Linked DNA regions of Mus musculus: all the other regions are linked to region 1. A link is a loop called in an ENCODE intact Hi-C map of the cell type or tissue named here. Cell type or tissue: left cerebral cortex. All regions are shown on one strand.

Region 1 (8,000 bases):
GCTCACACTGCATCTGTAGTCAGGAAGCAGAGAGGAATGGAAGTGTTACGTTTGGCTGGACTTCTCCTTTTTATGCTTTCCAGAACCCAAGTGGAGGGAATGGTTCCGCCCACAATGGTCTGGCCTGCCCACATCAATTAATGTGATCCTTACAGATGTTAATCCTTACAAATGTTCTCAGAACTTAACCTTAATCTAGGTAACCAATGAGAAGTGTGCCCAGAGGCTCATCTCATGGGTGATCCTTGATCTTGTCAAATTTACAGTTGAGATTAGCCAGCTCAGCCATAGCATACAGTGCAGCATAGGGCATCTGGGGGAAAAAAAAAACCAGCTCTGGAGAAATTGTTACCCTGTATCTAGGAGCAGGAGAGCATTTCTCCACCCCGGAGGGCCTCCCTGAAACAGGGACATGCTGCTGGCCAGTAAGGTGGCAACCATTATCCACGCTGATGTCATTGCCCCATGTGAAGGAAGTCATTGTGCCAGCCCAGAACAATTGTGTGCTCCCCCCCCCCCAAGACCTCCCTCTTCCAGCCCTCAGGCCTCACTACTAACATCTCCAGGGGCACAGCTGATAAAGTTAGAGACAAAGTGAGAAGCAGTGAACAGTGACTGCTATCCCTGTAACCTTGGTGACTGTTGTCACCCCGTAATGTCACTGCTATCACTGATGCTCTTGCTGCATCTACTCTGCAGTCCCAGATGATACTGAAGCCAGGGGAGCATTGGAGGAGTCGGACCGGGACAGGAGATCTGGTCTCTTTAATGGACCACTAAAGAGCAACCCAGTTAGCTTTATTTGAAAACCATGGGCTTTGAGCATACCCTAAAAGGAGAGACTCTGACTCCTTTTTTTTTTTTTTTTTTTTTTTTTTTAGAGGGCAGGCCTCAGTGTTTATTGACAGCTTTACCGGATGCTGGACCTGGCTCTCAGCTGCCCAACAGGAGAATACAGGTTTTTCAGGGTACAATTGCTAACAAGATGGGGTCCTTGGAGGTTCCCTTCCATGTGTGGCTCAGCATTACTGCCTGGAGTCACAGTATCCCCTCAGAGTGGGGAACCTACTTCTGCTTTCTGTACCTGCTCACTCTTGTGGGTACCGTCACAGTAAGGGGGCCGCCGAGTGGCCTTGCAGGTACATAGGGCCACTGTGCGTGTCTCTTGGACCTTGAACTTGAGTGGAGAAAGGCCAGTACGCTGGAAGAAGTGGGAGCCATCACAGAAGGGCTGATTCTTGCTTCGGCCACATACACACCACCTGTAGTTTTTCCCAGCAACCAGCTCCAATCTGATGTGTGTCTTCTGTGCCACCACTGGCTTGGTTGGCTCTTTGGGGAACCATCGGGCCAGCCAAGAAGAGATTTCCCGCCTCTGATACGGCTTCGACAAGGCAGGCAGGCAGATATGATTTGGAAACAGAAAAATAAAATCAGTGGGGAAGGAGAGACGCCGGAAGCCCATCAGGAAAGGGAAAGACCACAAGCCAAAGGAGCGTGGGACCTTTTTTTTTTTTTTTTTTTTTTTTTTTAATGGTTGGGAAAAGGTTCAAAGAAGAGGCGCTGCGGATCTTGGCATCTACTCGGGAGCTCCCTCCGGAAAGACTCGAGACTCTGACTCCTAACACTCTGCAGAGATGCTTGTCTCTGGGGTTGATTGCCAGCCAGCACCAGGAGCCAGCCTGGATCTGAGATGGGCGCTACTGAATGTCTGTAATCTCTGCACCTTGGGTGGAAAAACAATTGGCAGACACCTTTCCTGGCCATTAATTCTTTACAGCCAACTCGGAACCCTCCCTCGGGGCAATGGCTGATTGTTTGCAGTTACTGTCAGCCTGGCCCTGAATTCAGAGCAGGGAGCATGACTGTCCCCTTACCCTCTTCATACACTTCTTCTCCTGGTGCCCTCCCCTATCTCTTCCCAGAGCCCCAGAGGGGCCAGAGAGAGCTGCCTGTGCAGATTGGAAGAGATAAGAAATGGCCTTCTGTACAGAGAAACTACGGTTTAAAGGCCACCGAGTTAAAGAATCACAGAAGAAAGCGATTGACTCACTCTTCTCTGCAGAAAGTATTTCTCAGCATGTGTGTTCTTGAACTGTGATCTCTATGAATGCCTGCACCACCTTACACAGTAAGTCTTATTTTAAGCCCAGAGGACAGATCGAGGACACTGGGAGTGGATTTGGACTCCAGAGGGATTTTCTTCCAATGTCCCGCGTTGCTATCTTCCTTCAGTAAACATTCTCTATTATATCCATGCTGTCACCAGAAGAGAATAAAAGGGAAGCGACATTTCCCTCCCTCACCCCACCCAAAGAGAGAAATAAAATCTTCCCTGGTCGGTCCATCCATCCTTGCTAATCCATCTCTCACAAGATCTATTCATCACCTGCTGTTGTGTGATTTCTCACGGAGAGACATGAAAAATGTCTATTCGCCCCAGACAGGGCACCAATGGCCAACCAAAGACACAACTCCATCCAAATCTAGCTTAGTTTATTTACAGAAGCATAGGGGAAGGCTGGCTTGCAACACCATGTGTGATTCAACATCTGCTCCATTACCAAGAAACCTACCCCAAGATGGGCAATAAATAAGTCAGGGAAGTTCCATCCCCAGAGTTCCCTGCCCAACCTACAGGCAGCTCTACCGGAGAGTGTTCTGTGCCCAGTAATTGTTTACTACTTTTATAACCTTGGGCAAGGGCTTCCAAATGAGTGCTAGGAAGACAGGATGCTGCAGTCAACATCAGACACAGCATGACGCTGCCTCTCCCGGTTAGCTTTACCTGTCAACTTGACACAGCCTAGAGTCATCTGAGAATAGAGTCACAGTTGAGGAACTGCCCGGGGGATATATATCTGTGAGGGTTTGTCTTGATGGTTAATGGATTCAGCAGGGCCCAGCCCACTGTGGGAAGCACCATTCCCTGAGTAGGTAGCCCTGGATTGTCTAAGAAACTAGCCAGGCATGAGCCTGCACGCCAGCTAGCAAGCAACATCCTCCACCGTGCCGTACTTTTGACTGTGAAGTGGGTTCCTTGATCAGAATAATGTTGTGGGAACCAGAGATATGGCTCAGTGTGGAGGAAGACTTTTAACCAGGCCTAATGACCTGATTTCGATCCCTGGAACCCATATGGTGGAAGGGAAGAACTGATTTCTGAGAGTTGTCCTCTGACCTCCAAACACACAGAGAACAGACACACATACACACACAAAACTCACACACATAAAGAAATAATGTCATATGGGAAGGCAAGCAAGCCTCCTTTGAGTTCTTGTCTTGATTTCCCTCAATGATAGACTGTGACCCACGAGGTGAAATTAACCCTTTCCTCCTCTAAGTCACTTTTGTTAGAGTTAGAGTGTTCTCATTTCTCTCATGCCTTCCTGGTCTTCCCTGGATGTGTGACCAACAAAGATGTTCTTCTTCAGCCTCTCTGCCAATCCGTCATCCCTGAACCTGAACAGCACTCCTGAGTCTACTACGCATGCATGCCTGCCTCTAACCCTGCCACCCGATCAGCTCAAACTCTAAAGAGAACCTTCTGGGCTACAGTCAGCTACTCAGGGGGCATCTTAATCCCTGTTTGGGTCATCGAGCAACTGTTGGACCAAGTGAAGCATTTGGCACCAGCTGCCACCTACACTGGTTAGTGGCTCAGAGTAGTGAACAATATAACTACAGAAGATGCAGTCACACCCACATAGTGTAGGGGAGTTGAGGTCTGAGGGTCACATCAGAGATGCCACACTTCAGTGATAGCAGCCAAGGTAGCAAAAAGGACTTAAAATCTTATCATAGGAGAAACCGTTGGGGGACAGCGAGAAAGAAAGGACGTTTAAAAGAGGGCCAGAGTGCTGACCGCAAACATCTGGAAGACCCATTTGTGGGAAACATGTGGTATTTTAGATACACAGCTTTGTGCACAGTAGGACCCACAGAGGTCACAACTGGAGGCAGGGCTTTATTCGCATAAAGAATAATTTACGATGAAAGATAGAAAAATGAGCTTTCAAGTAATGGTATGAAATCCTCGGCTACTATGAGATCCTGACAACTAGATTTCCATTTCAGAACTTCAGAACTCTGTGACTCAGAAACCCCATTTCTGTAATTTCTCTACCACTGCAAGTCACACATACAGCCACTTGGTGGCGACAAATGCACATGTTCAGAGCCAGTCTTCCTGTCTGGAAATAGAAAAACAAAACAAACGATTGATTCAGATAAATTGACATTAGTGAAGTGATCAGACACTATAAACAAAGTCCCCCCAGTAAGAGTTGGTCCCCAGAACAACCCAAAGAGCTCCAGCACAGGTAATTTGTGTTCGTTCATTTTTTTGGTTTTGTTTGGTTTTGTTTTTAACAACTTTACTCTGTATCCAAGCTGCCTGAAACTCACTGTGTAGTCCAGGCTGGTCTCACACTCCTGGGATAATCCTGACTCGGCCTCCTAAGAGTTGAGATCACAGGCACTAGCTACCACATCCAGACTGCAAATTTTCTTTGAGATTACATATTTTAAGTTTTCCATTAAAACGCACACACCTACACACAAGATGCAAAATGCTCAGATCACAAGACACCACAAGACAGATGTTCATGAGTAGAACTGACTTGTGTAATCAGTTCATCCAGCCAGGACCAGGACCCCAGAAACCCTGCAGGCCTCCTCTAGCCCCTCCCACACCAAGGCAACTTCCCCACCTCCAGCGCCCTGATCAGTCTGGCAGGTGACTTGTTTGTGCCATAGTGCGACTATTCAGCAGTTCAATCCTCCACTGTATGGTGGGCGGAGGGTGGCATCTGCCTGGTTTCTAGCTTGAGGGAGGCTTACCCATAATGCTGTTCCGTATTTCCATTGCTTTGCCTTGCAAGCCTGTGAACTTATTTCTGTCTGCCAGGTGTGGAATGGCTCCTCTTGGCGTGGTCACTTCCAGCTTGCAGTAGCAGAAGGCACTAGATGCACTTTCCCAAAGTAACTGTAAAAATATACACTCCCAAATATGTCTGAGTGTTCCACGACTTCCTCGCCAAACCTGAATTTTCTGTTCAGGTGTGTTTTGGTGGAAGGGAAAGGGGAGGAGAGAGGCTGCTCCTGCAAACCCTTATCCCTCCTTCCAGGGTGGTGCTTGCAATGAGTCTGGGCAGCAGCAACAGCGAGCCACAGAGAGAAGCTGGAAAATCTCCTCCCACTCCTATATCCCCAGAAAACCATGGACATGCAAGACTTTTCTGCAGATCTCCATGTCCTGGGTTCTGAACAAGCGCAGAATGGAGTCCCACCCCACTCGCTGAGACCTCACAGGGTGCCTCCACAAGAAGAAAACAGAGAAGAGAATACACAGCCTGGGGCAGGAAGGGGATGAGGGAGGGGACGGGGAGGGGGGGAGGTACAGAGTGCAGGGAGGATGCATGGGTGGAAGAGGTTCCTCTGGTAACTTGGAGCAGAAAGTAGAAGGCCGGGGTGCAGGTCTTAAGAAAGTATGTTTCAGAAACAGAGAACTGTTCAATGAGAGGGAGCTATAGGTATATGTTTGACACATTCAAAGGAAAAGCTGATAGAATAAGGTAGGAAAGGAAGGCTGTGAGACCGGATGGGGTGTGACTGTATATAAGAGCTGCCCAGCTACTGTTAAAAGGTAGTTGAGGGCCGAGTAGAGTGCTAGTCTAGCATGCTCAAGGCATGAAGGAGTTCCATTCCCTGAAGGCAGATGTAAAACACAGAGAGAGGGGGAAAAAGAGAGACAGAGACAGAGAGACAGAGACAGGCACACATATAGAAAACAGAGACACACACACACACACAGAGACAGAGACAGAGACAGAGAAATACAGGCACACACATAGAAGACAGAGACACACACACACTTAAGAATTCTTTGAAAAAATAATAAAGTGGGACTTGGTGGTACACACACCTTTATTTCCAGCAACTGAGAAACAGAGGCAGATGTATCTCTCTGAGTCTAACGTTAGCCTGTTCTGCACAGCAAGTTCCAGGCCAGCCAGGGCTACATAGTGAGATCCTGGCCCCAATGTGATTAATTTAATTAAATGGTGTCTTTAAGTTGTTCAGATCAGACCGTCTTTGTTGCAACTTGCCAACACAATAACTACTGACACTTTTACAACTTGAGAGAAGCCGTATTAGTCAGGGTTCTCTAAAGTCTCGGAATTTATGGGCTGTCTCTATTTATTAAGGGAATTTATTGTAATGAGTTACAGTCTGCAGTCCAACTAACCCAACAATGGGTAGCTGTGAACAGGAAGTCCAGGAGTCTAGTAGTAGCTCGGTCCCACGGGGCTAGTAGTTTCAGCTGGTCTTCTGTGTAAGCTGGAATCCTCAAGTAGTGGGTTCCAACGGATGTGCCGGCAAGTAAGTGTGAGCAGGTGAAGTAGAGTGAGTCTTCCATGGGCTGGAGAGAAGAGTGAGTCTTCTTCTTTCAATGTCCTTATATAGGCCTTCAGCCGTCACATTAAGGGTGTGTATCACCATGTCTGGATTTGGAACTTGGCTGGCCTTGATCTCAGAGATCAGCTTGCCTCAGTCCTAGGATTAGAGGTATGTACTACCTTGCCTGGACCTAAGCCTTTCTTGGCCACTCTGCCTCAAAATCTAGATCAAACGCGTTTGTTATCCCAAGACAAGATCGCAGTCAGAAGCCTGTGCCTTCCAGCCTCAAGATCTGAATCACAGGTGTGCCCTGCATTTCTGGATTGTAGTTCATTCCAGATGTAGTCAGGTTGACAACCAGGAGTATCCATCACAGAAGCTATGACCCTGTATAAGTGAATGGATGTAGCTGCATGCCAATAAAGCTTTATTTATAAAATAAATAGAGGGCCAGTTGAGCTAAGGCCCTAGTTTGCAGGGACATGTGCACAATTGAATCCTCCATGCTAAAAATAGATCACACAACCCCCATTTGGGAAATGTATGTCCTGTGTTCTTTTGAATCAAGAGTATTCCAGAGCTGGAACAAGCTTCCGTGGACTGTTGTCACGCAGACTTTCAGGGGTGGGGTTGCTGAGTGAAAGGTTTATGAACTTAGTTTTTTAAAATCCTTCCCGTCTCTACTTTCTCTGACACCCATTCTGGATTGTCCTGCTGTTTTTCTACCTTCTTTTTAAATTTTTTATTTATTATGTATTCAGCACATATACATATGCCCGAAGGCCAGAAAAGGGCACCAGATCTCATTACCGATGTTTATAAGCCACCATGTGGTTGCGGGGATCTGAACTCAGGACCTCTGAAAGAGCAGACAGTTCTCTTAACCTCTGAGCCATCTCTCCAGCTCCCAGTTTTTCTACCTTCTCAACCACAACTCCCTAAGGTTTGTTGTTTGTTTGTTTTTCCTGAATTTGACTCAAATCTCAGAGTTTCCGTGGTAAGCAGAATGTTCCCTCCCTTAAAGATCCCCACATCCTAAATCCTAGAACGTGGAATGTCACCCTCCATAGCAAAAGGGATTTTGCAGAGAAAAGGCCTTTTAGCTTGAAGTAGGGAGCTTGTCTTGATATATGCAGATGAGCCCACTGGGGTCCACATAGAGGCAGGAAGAGCACTGGCTCAGAGAGGGACATGTGGCCATGGAAGCTGGGATCGAAGTCCGAGTGATCTGAGTGATCCGGGTCACAGAGCCCACCAAGTTAATGGCTTTGAAAAAGGCAGAATCAACAAGCCTGAGAACACAAACAACCTCTACACACTGGAGAAGGAGAAAGGAATAGATTCTCGCCCTGGGGCCTCCAGAAGGTCTTACTGTCTCCTTTGTTTTTGCCCAGAAAACCATGGAGACTTCTGACCTTCATACCTGAAGATGACACATTTGTGATGCTTTAAGCCACTGACTTGCTGGTACTTTGTTACAGTGCCTTAAGTATACATAGGGGGCTGGAGAGATGGCTCAGTGGTTAAGAGCACTGACTGCTCTTCCAGAGGTCCTGAGTTCAATTCCCAGCAACCACATGGTGACTCACAACCAT
Region 2 (8,000 bases), 260 kb before region 1:
TTTTTTATGCCTGCTGATATGAGTTTGCCTATGCAGTCACTCATTCTTTCATTCATCTTTACTCAATAACAAGGAGACAGCTGAACTGCCATTTTGAGATGAAAACATGACCACCTGCCGGGCAAGGGGGATGACTCACAAAAACAGATTCTGTTTTCATGACCATTTCCAGACCCAAGAGACAAAAGGGGATACAGTGGTGTCTGGGGCATTCTGAGAAGCAGGCTGAGAGGATGCCATGAAGCAGGAGCTCAGGGACAGAGGGACATGAGCTCTGAATCCTGTCTGAGCACAAGGTACAAGATGGCAAAAAAAAAAAAAGATCAAGATGGGTAACACTGGTTTAAGATCAGCATGAAAGTCAGACATGGTGGTACATGGGGAACCACAGAGCAAGAGCCTACATCCAAAGCCAGGGGCTGGGAATATAGTTCATTGGTGCAGCACTTGCCTAGCAATGTGCAAGACCTGGGTTTGATGCCTAAAACATGTATGCACATATTACATACACACACACACACACACACACACACACACACACACACTATTCCAGAGAGTTGATGGAAGCCCCTAAAAAAGATAGACAGAAAACCAATACAGAGCTTTTTTTTTTTTTTTCCTCAACTGTGCAGCTATTTATCTTGGCTGGAAACCCAGGGCCAAAAAGCACTACACCTGTGTTTATCTGGGAAGCATAAGATGCTTCTGCTAAACTGCCACATCCTTGCTATCGTGACTTATATATGCCCAGCCCAGGGAGTGGCATGATTAGAAGGTGTGGCCCTGTTGGAGTAGGTGTGGCCTTGTTAGAGTAGGTGTGTCACTGTGGGTGTGGGCTTTAAGACTCTCATCCTAGCTGCCTGGAAGTCAATATTCTGCTAGCAGTATTCAAAGAGCCTGCTTTCAACCTCAAAAATGCATAGAGCCATCTAATTACTCGAGTTCTTTGCCAAAACTTCATAGCCTTAAATTTTATTTTAACTATTGCCAAAGCAATGAGTAAGGAGGCAACTAGTTTAGAGATTTAATTCACAGATTAAAGAGACTAAAAACCTACAGGCCTTGCAAGTATCCCATGTAAGTATTTTGGAAACTGGAGCGAGATAAGACACTCTCCTTGGATGCCTGGTGGTATTCCTGCTTTACAGATGTGGAAGCAGAGAAATGCTTCATCAAGATCATACCACACACTTCATTTGGAAGCTCACATTGAAGTAAACAGTTTAAAGATTTAATTCCACAACATTCCACCCACTCTAAGTATATCCTTCTAGCATGTCCTGCCGATTCCTGGAGTTAACCAATCAGGATCGCCTCCTTCCCAGCGGTCAAGCAATTCCATCGTCTCAAAAAAGCGATCTCACACCAGCTTGCTGAGAACCCCTGCCCGTGCCCAGCCTGGGAAGCCAATGTTCTCCATAGGTTTGCCTTTTCTGAGTCCCCCATACACTATGAAAAGCATCTAGCCGCTTTAACTTAGCATCTGATTCTTGATATATGTCTTAGCAGATATCCGAAATTCACTCTCTTTTATTAGCAGCAATATCCAATCGGATGGATACGTGGGTTCCTTTCCATTTGGGGCGACTCCAAATAATACTTCTTCGAGCATTCATGCTCCCATCTTCCTCTGGACTTGTGTGTTAATTTCTGCCAGGCAGGTTCCTAAAAGCATGAGGGCGTCGTCCTATGGCAGATGCAGGTTTCCCGTTTTAAAGAAATTGACAAACTAATCACCAAAAATGCTTTTTGCTGCTTTTTAGTCCCTCCGGCACCCAATAAAAATTTTAATATGAATATTCAAAAACCACAAAGGGTCCTATGCACACTCCACTGGTGTGCAGAGGTTGGATGTATGAGTGAGACGCGTACTTCATTCAACACTCCAGTGTGGGTCTACCACCCTGCAGACTTGGTATGTTTCTTAGTGACTTACTGAATACGGATCCCACTGGGCTTCTGAGTAGCCCTCCTGGTGTGTACATAGGAAATGCCAAGTGAATCACACTGAGATCTGGGGACCATAGAGGCCCTAAGTGTCACCATTTGCCATTCACATGTTGTCCCTCCATCTCTCTGCCTCTCATTCCTGTATTGAGATTCACTTTCAACAGGCCCAGTGGGGGTCGGTGGGCGGGGGTGGGGGTGGGAGGGGGGGTAGTATCCTGGTTCATCTGAACTGATTACCACTGTCCCTTTAACTACATCTGATTTAACAATTAAACCCTGTGGCTTCCTTCCTCTCTCACTCCATTTGAATCCATTTTCTAAGATGCCATAAAACATCCTAACTGACTTTTCCTAGCCTCGTGGTGCCGGCTCCTAAACCCATCACACCTGTTGGACACAGCTTGTTCTCATAGCGTTTTAAATTTGTTCCTTGGAATACCATAGCCTGCTATACCTTGGTCTTAGTCTTTGCTTATTTATCAACTTCATAGGTGCAGCGCACACTTTATTTCTGGGGTTCATAAGAGGCAGGAGCAGAGGTGGGGACAGAGCCTGACCAGAAAGGAGGAGCGTATGCAAAAAAGAGGAAACAGTGATAAGCCCCAAAGATTTTACCCTGATGACCTTTTTAAATCTGTGCCAGTTCAAAGGTCAAAGTGCAGTTAAAACATTCTTTCCACAAATTCTGGGACAACTAAACTGACTACTGTCACTTGCTGGGACTTTTCATTTGAAATTTCTTTCTAAAAATAGTATCAGGGAATCAAGACCCACTCCCCCCCCCCAAAAAATGAATAAAGGATGGAAAACTAAAAAGCATCATGAAAGTCCAGCCGTCTCCTGCTTAGTGCTTCACTTAGCTTGGCAGGAGCACCACGGCCCCAGCTCGGATACACGCAGGAGCACAGAGCCATGCCAAGGAGAGTAACAGTTGGCTCCCACTCTGGACAGAGTACCCCCCCCCCATGCATCTTCTGCTTTAGTCCTCACAAAATTCAGTGAGGCAGCTCTAATTATCCTCACTTTGCAGATAAGAGCTTGAGGTTGGAGAAGATAAACAGCCTGTCCAATGTGGCACAGCCAGTACCAAAGGCAGAGGTGAGATTCAAACCAAGAACATTGAGCTCCAGTGCTTTTCTCCAAGCCACGCTGCCTCCCAAACACGATACTCCTTCCCCATCCTGGTTACTGTGAGGCTCCACCATCTCTTCATCACCATCGATAAATATTTATCAAGGACCACTGCCTACATAGCAATGCTCTTGTTTCCACAGCAACACGCAGTCAGAGAGTCATGGGAGTATCCCGTGCTTAAGAGAACGATGCTGTAATATCCTCTGATCATGGCTCTGTAAGGTGACAGTTATAACACTACAAGAGAAGCCATCTCTGCTGGCAGCCTGAAGCCTGTGGAAATGTGCTTAGGATAAACAAGAAGGAACTGAAACAGAAGAGAAAGGTACAGACTGTAACCCAAGACGGAGGTCTCTATTTATTTCATGTTTGTTGTTGTTGCTGGAACAGAATCAAAGCCAGGTCTCCACATTAATTGTTCTGTTATTAGGAAACAAATCAAGCAATCCAGGACAGAAAGTAAAATGCAACTGTAGTGGGAACAGCTCCCCAGAGGTATCTGGCAGCAATTATTGAGTTAAATGACTACATTGCTTACAACTGCCACCCAGAGTCGGTCCCTGTCAAGATTTGGCTTTAACTTGTAATACTGAAACCCACTGATAAATAGACTAATTATCCCGTATCTAATTACGTAGCCATAGCCTTCCCTCATTCCCAAATCATGTGTTCTGTTTACCAACTATTATCAAAGCACTTTTTTTCTTTTACTATAATCCCTCGCCAAAAAAAAAAAAAATGTAGTGGCTCATGAAACACAGGGTAGAGTAAGGTAGGGGGAAATTGCCTTTGATGACAGCTTCTGACTCCGACTTTTGGACACTGTGACCAACAGTCACAGCAAAGCCCATCAGCCCTCAATGTCCTAGATGTAAGCTCACAAATTGAAATTGCTTCCGAGACCGGGGAATCTTCAGATCAAAGGAATATGGAGAACACACTACTGAGTTTTAAAATGCATTATTTACTCAGACTTGCAGAAAGTTTAAAATAAGCTTTTTCAAAAGAGACCCAAACTATAATCATACTTATAACAAATTTGGATTCTGACAATACCACAATGAGGAATAAAATAAGAAGAGAAGTCCGTTTTAACAAGTCAACAGTTGCAGGATTAACGCGTCGACAATTACAGATGTTCATAAGGAAAGCCCCGGAAGAATCCAGTTTAAACGATCTAGTTAGCATTAAAGTAGAGCGATAATGAGCTAGGTATAGAAAAAAAAAAGATGCCCATTTCTATAAATGAGCGGAGCTTAGAACGCACCAAGTCACCAAGACAAGCTAATCCTACTCCTTTAAGGAGCCGGGAACAACGCAGCCGCTTGCTAAATATATGCTATTGTAGCTTTGCAAAAGCTATGGGCCCAGGTAGAACCAAAGGAAACATATGGCGCCTTCGCAGTCGATTTCTTCCCAAACTGTACTCCAGGATTGCTTTTCTTCCCGGTGTGTTCCGAGCAGCAAACAAAGAAAAGGTGCTTCCTCCTCACACTTCTCTAAATGTTTTAACAAAAGGCTGCTGAATAAACACATTACTCATTTAAAAATTGAACCGAAGTTCTATCCCTGAGATGAAAGCGGCTCGATTTGCATTTAACAGCTGTGAGCGAGCGCCACCTTGCGGTAACATGCGGAACCGGCGTGCGTTTCAGCCCTGGACAGCTTTCTGGAGCAGGTTCTGGGTTTACAGCTGCTACCCAAAAAAGGTCTGTGGGACGTGTTTGATCCGGTTTCTGCTGCGGGAACGTGAGTACTATTAACGTATGAATGTCCCGCCAAGCCTTAGAAGACAGTAAAGATTAGAATCATAAGTCATACCCGGGTCCCCAGGACTGCCTCAAGCACCCTCCTGCCAGCTTCCTGACACAGCACACCTAACGCAGACCCCAAAGCGAGGGAAACAAGAGCCTTGAAGCATCTTCAGAATGATGTTGCGGCCGTCTCTTTTCTCCCCCTCTTGTCCCAGCCTTTCAGCTTCAGACACCTCAAAAAGAGTGGCCTCCTTGCTCAACTTCGCTGGCACGAAAACAAGCTGTTCCTTCCCATACATCCTGTGTCCAGTTTCCATTTTAACATCAAGTCAGGGAAGAAAACCTAAGACATTTCTAACGGAATGTCACTCCGGCGGTTCTTCCTCTCAAAAGCAGCCTGTTTAGAGACTTCCATCAGGCTCACTGCCTTTCTTTCCCTTTCTTCCTCCCCTGATTTCTTATGTGAGCACAGCTGTTGCTTAGCAATCCAAAAAGAACCCTTTCCTAAGTTCCGCTGACATGCCTCAACGTGCCCCCCGCCCCCGACCCCGACCAGCGACAGCAGCTCAGTGTGGTCACTCCTAAACCAAAGGTGCTAAGAAACTTCGAGGTGATTTTGAACTTGGAGGTATCCCTCCCCACCTCTCCTTCCCTCTTTAAGGGACTCACGGAAGGAAGCCCTACCAGTGGGGTTTTAGTGATGAGAGAGACCCTCGGTAGTGGTCTCTTCAGCTCAGTCGCCACTAAGAAGACACTAGACACACTCTGGGGAACTAGCTACCTGCCCATGGGCAAGCCGAAAGACGAGTGTCCCGAAGTTTTCAGAAGCCCACTAGCTCACTGATCAAAGCCACTGCACTTAAAGGGCCTTAGCAGGGTACCCATTACTCTGGACAGAGCCACGAGGTGAGGTGAGGGTTTAGCCGAGTGGGTCATTCACAAGAACACTCCCATGGGAAGTCCCAGCTGCTAAGGGCTCGCTAAGGGGAGCGGCGTGTTTAGAACAACACTGGATGATCTTCAGTGTCTCCCAGGAGAAAGGAAAAGCCACCGCCCTGGCAGCCTGGGCCTGCTAGGGACCTGTGCTCCCCACTCCAAGAGCGCGCAGCCCAGGAAGCTGCCCGGGTGACAGTGCTCCGCGCCGGGCGAGAAGCGGCGCCTCCTCCCTCCACCCCGAAACACTCGAGTGACAGGTTCCGACAAGTGGGAGGCAGCAAGTGGAAATATTCGCAACAGCCGCGCAAAGTTACTCCCGCCCGGGGGTGGGGGGGAAGCGGCAGGAAAGTAAGGCGACGAGGGGCCAGGGGGGGACCTGGAGCGGGACTGGGCACGCCTGGACACAGCAGCTGCGTCCGGAGGTTGGGACGGGACTCCCACCGGGCCCCGGCATCCCCTGGCCACGGGACCCAACTTTCTCCTCCCAGGGCTGGGGAGAGCGAAGGGGCCCGGGGAGCCCGGCGGGCGCACTCACCTGCGGCGCTCTGCGCTCCGGCGCCGGGCAACGGCGGCCGCTGCAGCCCCAGGAGCAGGAGCCGGAGCAGGCAGAGGGCGAGCCCGCCAAGGCTCCCCATCCGGGCGGCAAGCGGCTCAGCCCCTTCCCGAGGGCGCCGGGGCCGGGACTCGGGCGGGCGCGGGGCGGCCCCGCATCGCCAGCGCGGCTGCAGGCAGTGCGCGCCGCTGGGCTCCCGGGGCTGGCTCCTCTCCGGCTGCGGGAGCCGGCGCCGCTGCGCTCCGAGCCCAGGCGCGGCGCGAACTGAGGCGCGAGGCTGGGCGGGGGCGGGACGCGGGGGCCGGGGGGCGGTGTCCCCAGAGTCCTAACGCCGCCGCCGTCGCCGCCGCCCGCCCGGGCGCTCCGCCTCGGCCACGCACACACACCCTCGCGCGCACGCCCGCCCGCGCCTGGCACACGCCCGCGGCTGCCACTCGCGGGCTCCCCCACGCACCCTCTCCCGGGCTGGCCGGCTCGGGGCCGCTCGCGCACTCAAGCGCGTACACACATCGCTCTTGCACACACAGGATCTGCGGGGTATTCGCCTCTTCGCCCCGCGCCACACCACCCAGCTGAGCATCGCTTTCAGGCTACCCTGCGGGGGCGCAGGTACGAGGCGATGGGGGGAGGAGAGAAACCTGGAACAGCCTTTGAAGTAAGGGTGGGAGAACAGGTGACTGGGGGGGGGGGGGGCAGTGCGAGCAGGCAGGGGGAGGGAGAGGCCCGATCAACTCCGGACGCTACAGGGCTGTGAATTGCGGGAGGGGGATGCTTCGCAAAGCTGGGGACAGCTGTTGAAGGGTCTCCTGCACACCCTAAAATTCTCTCGTATATTCATATTCTCCCTTTCTCTTTCTTTCTCTCTCCCTTTCCCTCCCTCTTTCCTCATCCCCTATCATCTAGTCAGCAGTCCAGCACAGCCGACCTTAATCACAACACATCTCTTTCTCTTGTCCCTAACCCCGCCCTACACACACAGGTGTGGGAATCTCTCCCCCTTCTCTAGCTGCCTCCCCTGTTCTCCCTTTCAGAGAGAAATGGAGCTTTCCCCCTTTTGCTTCCTGGTCTGAACAAAGACCTGGCTGGGGCTGAAGGCCTAAAGACATAGATCACTGGGCAGTGCCTGCCACAGCCCACAGGCCTGCCACCAGGGGAGGGATGTGAGCCTTGTATATAAAGGCCTTCGATAAGGACACCCAAAGATGCTGAAGGGATTCCTACTTTGTAAACACTTTACTGCCTGCCCAAAGCCCTCCTTCGGTTTAACAAAGTGTTTCCCCCTCCCCATTCCACTCCCTTGTTGGAGTCCCAAAGGACTGAACCGGACAGACAGACCATTAGGAGTCATATGGAAGTCAAACACAGCCAGCATCTCCAAAAGTGGGGCACCAGGGGCTCTGGGTTGGAGTTGCTTTGGCAGAGCCTCACTGGTACCCCAGCTCTGCCGAGGTGGACGTTTTTTATTGAACACCAGCCCATTTATTTCTCTCAGCCCACACTTGTAATTCCAGGCAAATGCTTCCACCTGGCTCTGAACGACCTCCCTCCACCTCCACAGCCTCCACTTTTCTCAAGATAAACACAGGGGCCAGCCCATTGCATGGCCAAGCACCTCCCACACTTCCCTGGTCAAAGCACTCTCCCAGGGGAGAGGACCCCTCCCCCCCCCAAAA
Region 3 (8,000 bases), 480 kb after region 1:
TCTCCCAGCTGCCCCGCCCCTTCTCCAGCCCTGCCTTCCTCCCAGGATAGAAAGGTCAGTGTTGCCCTAACAAGGCCATTGGATCTCAGAAGCTGCTCCCAAAATAACCCCCTGGCTGGCCCAGCCTCCTTCAGAGCCGGAGGGAGGGAGGGGGGCTTCCAATCCGCTGGGCCTGCAGACCCAGGCAGTGGCCCGAGGGGGCTGAGCAGGAAATCTGAGAACGAAGTGTGGACAGCTTAGCTACTTGGTGGCTTGCCTTCTTGTGGATCAGAGCTGCCTCCCATCTAGAAGTCCCCAGGTTCCGCAGGCAGGGAGAAGAGACGGAGACCAGCAGACCATCTTATCCAGGGCCACTTTGTATCCCCAGAGTTCAGGGGGTGGCAGACATGGGGCCCTACCACTTCGAGCATGCCGAGGCAGGACCTGGGGCTTTGGTCCCTCTGCCAATCCCATTGAAGAATCCAGTGACCTACAGAGAAAGGAATGGAGGACGGTTGCACATATGCCTTTGAAAGCAGAGTGGAACTCAGAATGATCAGAGAGGGTCTAACCAGGGTGCAAACGCAAACAAGCAGGCATTCTGGGCTTACATTTTCTACCCCAGCCCTAGCTCAGAAAACTGGGGGAGAACCCTGATAAAGGGAACTAGTTCAGGAGGCAGGGGATATGGATCAGTTGATAAAGTACTTGTCATGCATTCGAACCCCAGAACCCATGAGAGGGGGTTGGGGGAGTGTAAAGCACTTCTAGGGCTGACAGTCCTCAGCCAAGACCACGGTGTCTTCATTGTCTTGGAGATGTATTTCTTCTTACTAGAAGTTGGTGGAGACCTGGGTGCTAGAAATTCACCAAAGCCTTTTGCTCCTGCCACAGGAGCCGCTGAAGCCTGGCCTTATGTGCTCTTAAGGAGCTGGGGCAGAAGCAAGCTTGGGAAGGGGAATATTGCAAAAATAACGATCCTGAATATTTCTAAAATGAATCTCACTCCACCACAGCCCACAGCCTGTGTGAGGAGTGCAGAGGGGAGGAAAGTCTCCTTCCTGCTCATGGAAGTGTGTGTGTGTGTGTGTGTGTGTGTGTGTGTGTGTGTGCGTGTGTGTGTGTGTTCATAACATGGCTGGAATGGAGGAAGGTTAGAAATCACCGAAGAAAGAAAGAAAGAAAGAAAGAAAGAAAGAAAGGAAGGAAGGAAGGAAGGAAGGAAGGAAGGAAGGAAGAAAGAGACAAAGAAAGAAACAAGGAAACAAAGAAAGAAACAGGAAACAAAGAAAGAAAAGAAGAAACTAAAAGAAAAAAGCTGAGGTCCAAGGGAGCGTGAGACAGTTATCTGACTTCTACCACGTCTGTCTGACGCATTCCCAAATCCCATGATGGTTTTGGCCACTGAACGTCACTGCATTCATTTCCTTGTTTTAGAAATGGGAAGACTGTGTTCTCTGCTTTCCACTCTGCTGATAACGGTCCCTGCTAGTTGCTGCTTCTCATGATTATGTAGCCACTGACCTTACAAAGTCCTCTTGGTCCACATTTCAGTACCAGCCTCCACACCGGCCATCATCTCGGCCAGGTGGCTGGCACCCTGTCCAGGTGGACCTTCAGCCTGATCAGGCAGTTCCCCCGCTAAAAACACCTGCCCCGCCCCCACTCTTTTCCAAACTCTTTCCAGATAGGCAGTCACAGGACAAGGAAATGGACAGTCAAATAGAAAGAGAGTGATTGTCTCTGAGAGTCCGTCAATCACTACAATGCTGATCGAGGTTAGCTGCAACCCAGGAAGGGATCCGTTCACATACATTCATCCGTGTTCACTCCCAGTAGCTCCCTGTGATGGAGCCCGTGCAGAAGAAACAGCTACAATCACAAAAACACAGATTGCACAGTCCTTCCCAGATCGATGGAGTTCAGTCCTCAAGGGAGAAGACCTGGGTGACTGCATTTGCTTTGAGCATCTCTGACTTTAAAACACTGAGAATGTTATCTATTCATTTTTAAAAGATTTATTTTTTAAAAATTATGTGTACATGAGTGCAGGTGGCCTGGGAGGCCAAGTGGTGGATCCCCTAGAACTAGGAATTACAAATGATTGTGAGCCACCTGGTGTGGATGCTGGGGACTTAACTAGAGTTCTTGGCAAGAGCAGTGCTTCTACTAAGCACAGAGCTATCTCTCCAGCCCCTTATTTATTATATAACACTGAGAGAGAGAGAGAGAGAGAGAGAGAGAGAGAGAGAGAGCGCACATATATGGAGGTCAGATGACAACTTGAGGGAGTCCATTTTGTCCTTCCATCTTGTGAGTCTCGGGTCAATCTCAGGTCATCAGGCCTGGTAACAACAGCCATAAGCTGATGAGCCATCTCGCCAGGCCCATCGTGACGTTTTGAAATGGTTTCTTGATAACATTTATAGGTTTGCATACGTTTACTTTACACAAGCAGGAAGTTCGAGAGCTAGATGTATATTCAAATCCCAGTTCTGAGCTGTGCCTAGTGGTACAGCTGTAGTTACTGAGAAACTTAGAATGCTGAGATAGGGGTTCAAAACCTACTAGGCTATATAATGAATGAGTTCAAAGCCAGCCTGGGCAACTTCATGTGACCCACCTCAAAATAAAAAATGAAGAGTGTGCTTGTATGGTCTTAAGTTCAACCAGTACTGGAAGAACAAAAACAAACAAAAACACCTCCCAGCTCCACCCAGATGAGCCAGCTTACAATTTCCAACTGATTGCCAAATCTCTCTAAATCAAGGTAGGTCCGGCATCTCCAGAACTCGCCTAGGATCAACACTTGCATTAAGGATAATCACAGCCTCTTGAAGTGACCAGGGTAGAGTTACAAGAGTCTCTGTTGACAAGGTTCATACTCAGGGACTGAAGAGGTGGCTCAGTAGTTATGGACGCTTGTTGTTCTTGCAGAGGACCCAGGTTTGGTTCTTGGCACCCACAATATCTGTCACTCCAGTTCTGGGGGATCCAACCCCCTCTTCTAGCCTCTATGGGCACCAGGAAAGCACACGGTGCACAGACAGCGTCTAGGCAAAATATTCACAAGTATTAAATAAATAAGCTTCATATTTTGAAGGCATTAAACACTTAAACAATACTGGCTATTATACCACTTTCACACGACAAAATGCTTTTCAGACCATTATGATTAATAAGATAGTCACCAAAGAAACAAAATCCCTGACATTGAAGGACTCCTATGAAGGACGCCCTGAGGTTTGTCTACAGACAGACCAGATCAGTAATAAAGGAACACTTTGATCTTTCACAAACAAAATTCAGATTTCAGAATCTGGCATTGGCCTTACCGCGCAGCCAGAGCTGAGCTTTCCTGAAAACTATGGCTCTCCCCTCAACCTCCTTTGCCTCACATTTTAATCCTGTGAATTTTGAGGAGAGTATGCCCTCTTGTGGCTGTGTGTGTATTACAGCTGACTTTTCAATCCTGTGACTTTTGAGGAGAGTACGCCCTCTTGTGGCTATGTGTCTATTACAGCTGACTTCCCTTAAAACAAAGAGGTTCTTCAAAAAGTTTACTAAGCTTTTTACGAATTTAAACTGTTTTTAAAGATGTATGGCCGGGCGTGGTAGCCCACGCCTTTTAATCCCAGCACTCGGGAGGCAGAGGCAGGCGGATTTCTGAGTTCGAGGCCAGCCTGGTCTACAAAGTGAGTTCCAGGACAGCCAGGGGAACCCTGTCTCGAAAAACCAAAAAAAAAAAAAAAAGTATGGTGTTGGAAAGATGGCTCAGAGGTTCAAAGCAATTGTTGCTCTTGCAAAGAACCTAGGTTTGAGCGCTACCACCTATGTAGCTCACAACGGTCTCTGTAACTCCAGTCCCATAGGATCTGATGCCCTTAGGCACTGTACGAATGTGGTACAGACATACATACTCAGGCAAAACATTTCACACATATACTAAATCTTTGTGGGGGGAAAAATCTATCTCTTGCCAAGATTTTTGCCACAGTCTGGTTCTATATTGTCAGAGGCAATCATGCCTTTTCTCTACTTCCTTCCCAGGGAGCCCAGGATGGGGGGAACCTGCAAAAAGAAGAGGGGCACTGGACTTCTGGACTTCCGAAGGCCTGGAGAGAGAAGGCCCATTTTCCCGGGAACCCTTTTGTATCCAGACTGGGTCCACACCCCTTCCAGACTCCGTGTAAAGCAAGGATGGTCTTTGTACTAATGTGTCCACAGTGGTCCATCCAGGCCTGCCGCAGATGCGCCTCTGTCTCTCCATGTCTGCGGCCGAGACCTCCCTTGTTAAAACTGCTTTTGCAGTTGACTTTTGAGTTTTCCTCTTTGGTTAGCCCACGACCTTGCAGGCTCCTGCCCATTCCAACCACTGTACCTTGGGTGTCCTGGAACTCAATCCTGGTTTTTCTTTTTTTGTGACAAGTTGCACAATGTTGCCCAGGTAGCCCCTGAATACCTGGGCTCAAACTATTCTCCTGCCTCAGCCTCCTAAGTAGCAGACTACAGTTGACTATCACCATACCTAGAACTTACTTGACTGTGTTTGTGTGTGCACACTCACGTGTATGAGCCCACCTCTTTTGTTAATTTTTTAAGATTTATTTTATGTATGTGAATATATTATCACTGTCTTCAGACACACCAGAAGAGGGCATCAGATCTTTTTACAGATAGTTGTGAGCCACCATGTGGTTGCTGGGAATTGAACTTGGGACCTCTGCAAGAGTCTTAACCAGAGTCATCTCTCTAGCTCCTTTGTCAATTTTAAAATTACATCTATTTGTGTTTGTACAGGTGTAGAACACACTGCACACAGAGGCCAGGGGGTAGCTTTTACGAGTTGGGTCCCAAGGACTTAACTAAGGCCATTAGCCTTAGCGGCAAGCTCCTTTACCCTGAGTCATCTTGCCTGTCCTCAGACTTCTATATATTCACTGCCTAGGTATTCTCTTATGGCTTTAACAACAATCTACTTTTTCCAAAGTAAATTGTTTATTTCAAATAGGTATTTCTAGCAGTTTCAGACCCCCCCCCCAAAATGAGCAGAAAGCCCAGCATTCACACATACTCCCTTATTCCTTCTAAAATATTACTTTAGCACCATTTCTTAAAAATCCATACACTTACAGTTCCTAAGTTTGGCTCTCCTGCTGTGCCTCTCCTGACTTCCGTAATTAATGCAATGATTCACTCAACTCACATCTAACATACATTTCAGTCAGGAAACCCAAATTCCCAGTCCCCTCCCAAATCTGCGCCAGCTCTTAACTTCTCAAAAGCTGCCAGGACATCTTAATTCCTACCTTCCTCTCTTCTGCTCTACCTGCAATACTTCCAAGACATAGCTCCTGCACTGCTCGCTGTCCAGTGTTGGATCCCCACGCAGGATGCCTGTGACCCATGAAGGCTCAGGCAGGAGTGAACCTAGGCTATCCAGGGAAACTGTGTGAGACCATCGTCAAAGTTACCTCTTCATGTCTCCATCCTTCACATACCGAGCGAAATGCAACCTCACTCACTAGGAGCCAAAGCTTTTCAAACCACTCACTGATTAACCACAAATTGACCCCACCCTGAACCTCTGGCCTCACGGCTTTAGATTCTAGTGGATCTGCTGGTCAAGAGTACTTTTTAAAAAAAGGTTTATTATATATAAGTACACTGTAGCTGTCTTCAGACACACCAGAAGAGGGCATCAGATCTCATTACAGATTGTCGTGAGCCCCCATGTGGTTGCTAGGATTTGAACTCAGGACCTCTGGAAGAGCAGCCAGTGCTCTTAACCTCTGAGCCATCTTTCCAACCACCAAGGGTACTCTCCCTTAACTGTCCACACTGCTCCCATTGACTCCTTCAGAGCCAATGCCACTTTTATCACAGAAGCTTCTGCCTTAAACGCAATAGAAATCTCACCTGCCTAGGCCAACTCCTCCAATCTCCTCCTCCTTTTTGCTCACCTTTCCCCATGGACAAGGAAATTGTTCTGCCTACTGTTGTGTTCCCAGCACCTGCTACCAAGAAATACACCCCAGTGACCAACTGGTTAAGAAGTATCGATAAAAGCATGTGAAAACTAGGAGTCAGTCTTCAGAATACGCATCCATGGCCTCGCCTCAGTCTTTGCAGAATCCATTTCTGAGGCCTTATTAAAACCACACACACACACACACACCATGCTCTCTAGGCCCCTGGGCAAAGATCAAGTCACATCCACAAGGCTCTCAAGAACACTAAACTGCAATCTGCCCAACTGGGTGTGCAGTTTAATTTTAAACCTCAATATTCGTGTTTGCTTTGAGACAACAGGGTCTTGGCATATAGCCCTGGCTGGCCTTGAACTCAGCTCGTCCTGTTTCTGCTTCCCGAGTGGTGTTAATGCTGCTTGTGAGACCTTGTGAGGATGAGTTTGAGGGATACAAATAATTTACAGCTTACTCCCACACATCTGCAATGTCTTTGCTCTGATCTGACCCCTTCAGGAAGTTATTAGGTCACTGGGACTTTGTTCTTTATAAAACAAAATTTAAGAGGCTTAGGAATGCATCTGACTTCATTTTCAGTAGCTTGCTAACTATACTCTCCCCACAGATAAAACACTACTTGTTCGAGTGGCTCTGTGTAGTCTGGGAACCTTGGAGTTTGGACCTTTGGAGGAATGTGAAAGGCCCCTGGCTTAGAGGCACACCAGTTACTGGTCATCACCTAATTTGTCTCCCGGAGAATACGTGCAGATGTCTATGAACCCAAACATTAGGAAGATATGCAAAGTCAACAATCCTGTTTTCCTCCTCCTGTCCTGGAAAAGCTGCCTTAAGATTAAATGGTCCACATCCTGTCACCACCAGTGCCATGGTGACATTTTGCTCGCTATATCAAATGCCTTCTCCTTACCAGATGTATACTAAGCTAGCAGCTGTCTCTCAAAGCTTAGGTTTTAGACTTGTCTAGAAAAAGAGTTTCCTACTTCTCCCTCTCCCAAGTGAAAGGACTCCTATGGGAAACCCAGATCCAGTCTTGAGTCAACTCAAAAAGGCCAATAAGGTACTTTTGTGAACAGTGAAGACTTACCCTACAAACTGAATGAAACAAACTTCCTAGTATCTTTCATGGATTTTCATACTTTTAGGGATGCATAATGTGAATTAAAATAGAAGTTACAAGGAACACATAAAATACAAAAGCAGGCCAGGCATAGTAGCATAAGCCTTTAGTTCCAGCACTCAGGAGGCAGAGGCAGGCAGATCTCTGAGTTCAAGACCGGCATGGTCTACAAAGGGAATTCCAGGCCAGGATACATAGGAATACCCTGTCTCGGGGAAGGAAGCAAAGAAAAAAATGAAACCAAATCACCTGGAAAAAGTAAGAATTCACCCTTCCAGTTAAAAGTGAGCTTGAGCCATTTAACCAAACTTCGAAGAGGACTTTATAACGACTCACCATAAGTGTATCAGGTATGAAATCCTCCAGAGATTCTAGGGTAGGGGGTAACGTCTAAAACATATTGAGGGGCATAAGACCTATATTGTGCTAGGCAGTGGTGGCGCACGCCTTTAATCTCAGCACTTGGGAGGCAGAGGCAGAGGCCGAGGCAGGCAGATTTCGAGGCCAGCCTGGTCTACAGAATGAGTTCCAGGACAGCCAGGGCTACACAGAGAAACCTTGTCTCAAAAACCAAAGGGGGGAAAAAAAGACCTATATTGCAACTGACCACAAACAAAACATCACACACATAAACACCAGAGATGGAGGCAACACAACACACTGATTTCAGTACAACACACACTCATACATACCAAGTGCTTAGCAGTCCCACTTTAAACAGCTTAAGAAACAACACACAATACCTCTGGATAAACAGCACCAGCAGGGGTTTATTTAGTGACAGTAAGGTTAATGACTCCCTCAAAACAAAATAGGACAGGCCACCTGAATCTAAACCTTAGATATCTGACTCAACAGTAACGTAAGAAACCTTTAATGACACAAACCCGTGTTAAACCAAAGACAGTTTAAAT

The links. Peaks named below come from ENCODE experiments on the same cell type or tissue, not always from the same donor. Only the 100,000 strongest peaks of a DNase experiment are listed, where the experiment ranks them.
Region 2: a loop joins it to region 1, with 4 times the contacts of the local background. A loop is called at or near these places in 4 of 42 quality-filtered maps.
Region 3: it touches region 1 in a loop (5-fold over the local background); 15 of 42 quality-filtered maps call a loop at or near these places.

The regions. Positions count from the first base shown.
Region 1 is chr2:162,918,220-162,926,219 of GRCm38, forward strand. It overlaps the pseudogene Cisd3b. Among named protein-coding and RNA genes, the nearest start is that of Srsf6, 9.3 kb to the right of the region's middle. In left cerebral cortex, a CTCF peak has its summit at 4,151 (motif pointing right); DNase peaks (open chromatin) are centred at 4,150, 4,813 and 5,125; H3K27ac peaks cover 647 bases.
Region 2 is chr2:162,654,491-162,662,490 of GRCm38, forward strand. Ptprt (protein tyrosine phosphatase, receptor type, T) reads right to left here and starts at 6,657. Exons shown (of 31, transcript NM_001291150.1): 1 at 6,310-6,657. The coding sequence starts at 6,409. It overlaps 9430021M05Rik (RIKEN cDNA 9430021M05 gene), which reads left to right and starts at 6,673. Exons shown (of 4, transcript NR_033569.1): 1 at 6,673-6,936; 2 at 7,231-7,306. In left cerebral cortex, CTCF peaks have their summits at 4,717 (motif pointing left) and 7,481; DNase peaks (open chromatin) are centred at 4,709, 5,905, 6,765 and 7,414; H3K4me3 peaks cover 4,001 bases; H3K27ac peaks cover 2,728 bases.
Region 3 is chr2:163,397,992-163,405,991 of GRCm38, forward strand. It overlaps Oser1 (oxidative stress responsive serine rich 1), which reads right to left. Exons shown (of 4, transcript NM_025699.2): 4 at 7,831-8,000. It also overlaps a transcript of Jph2 not described here. Among named protein-coding and RNA genes, the nearest start is that of Jph2, 4.0 kb to the left of the region's middle. In left cerebral cortex, a CTCF peak has its summit at 3,438 (motif pointing left); a DNase peak (open chromatin) is centred at 3,424.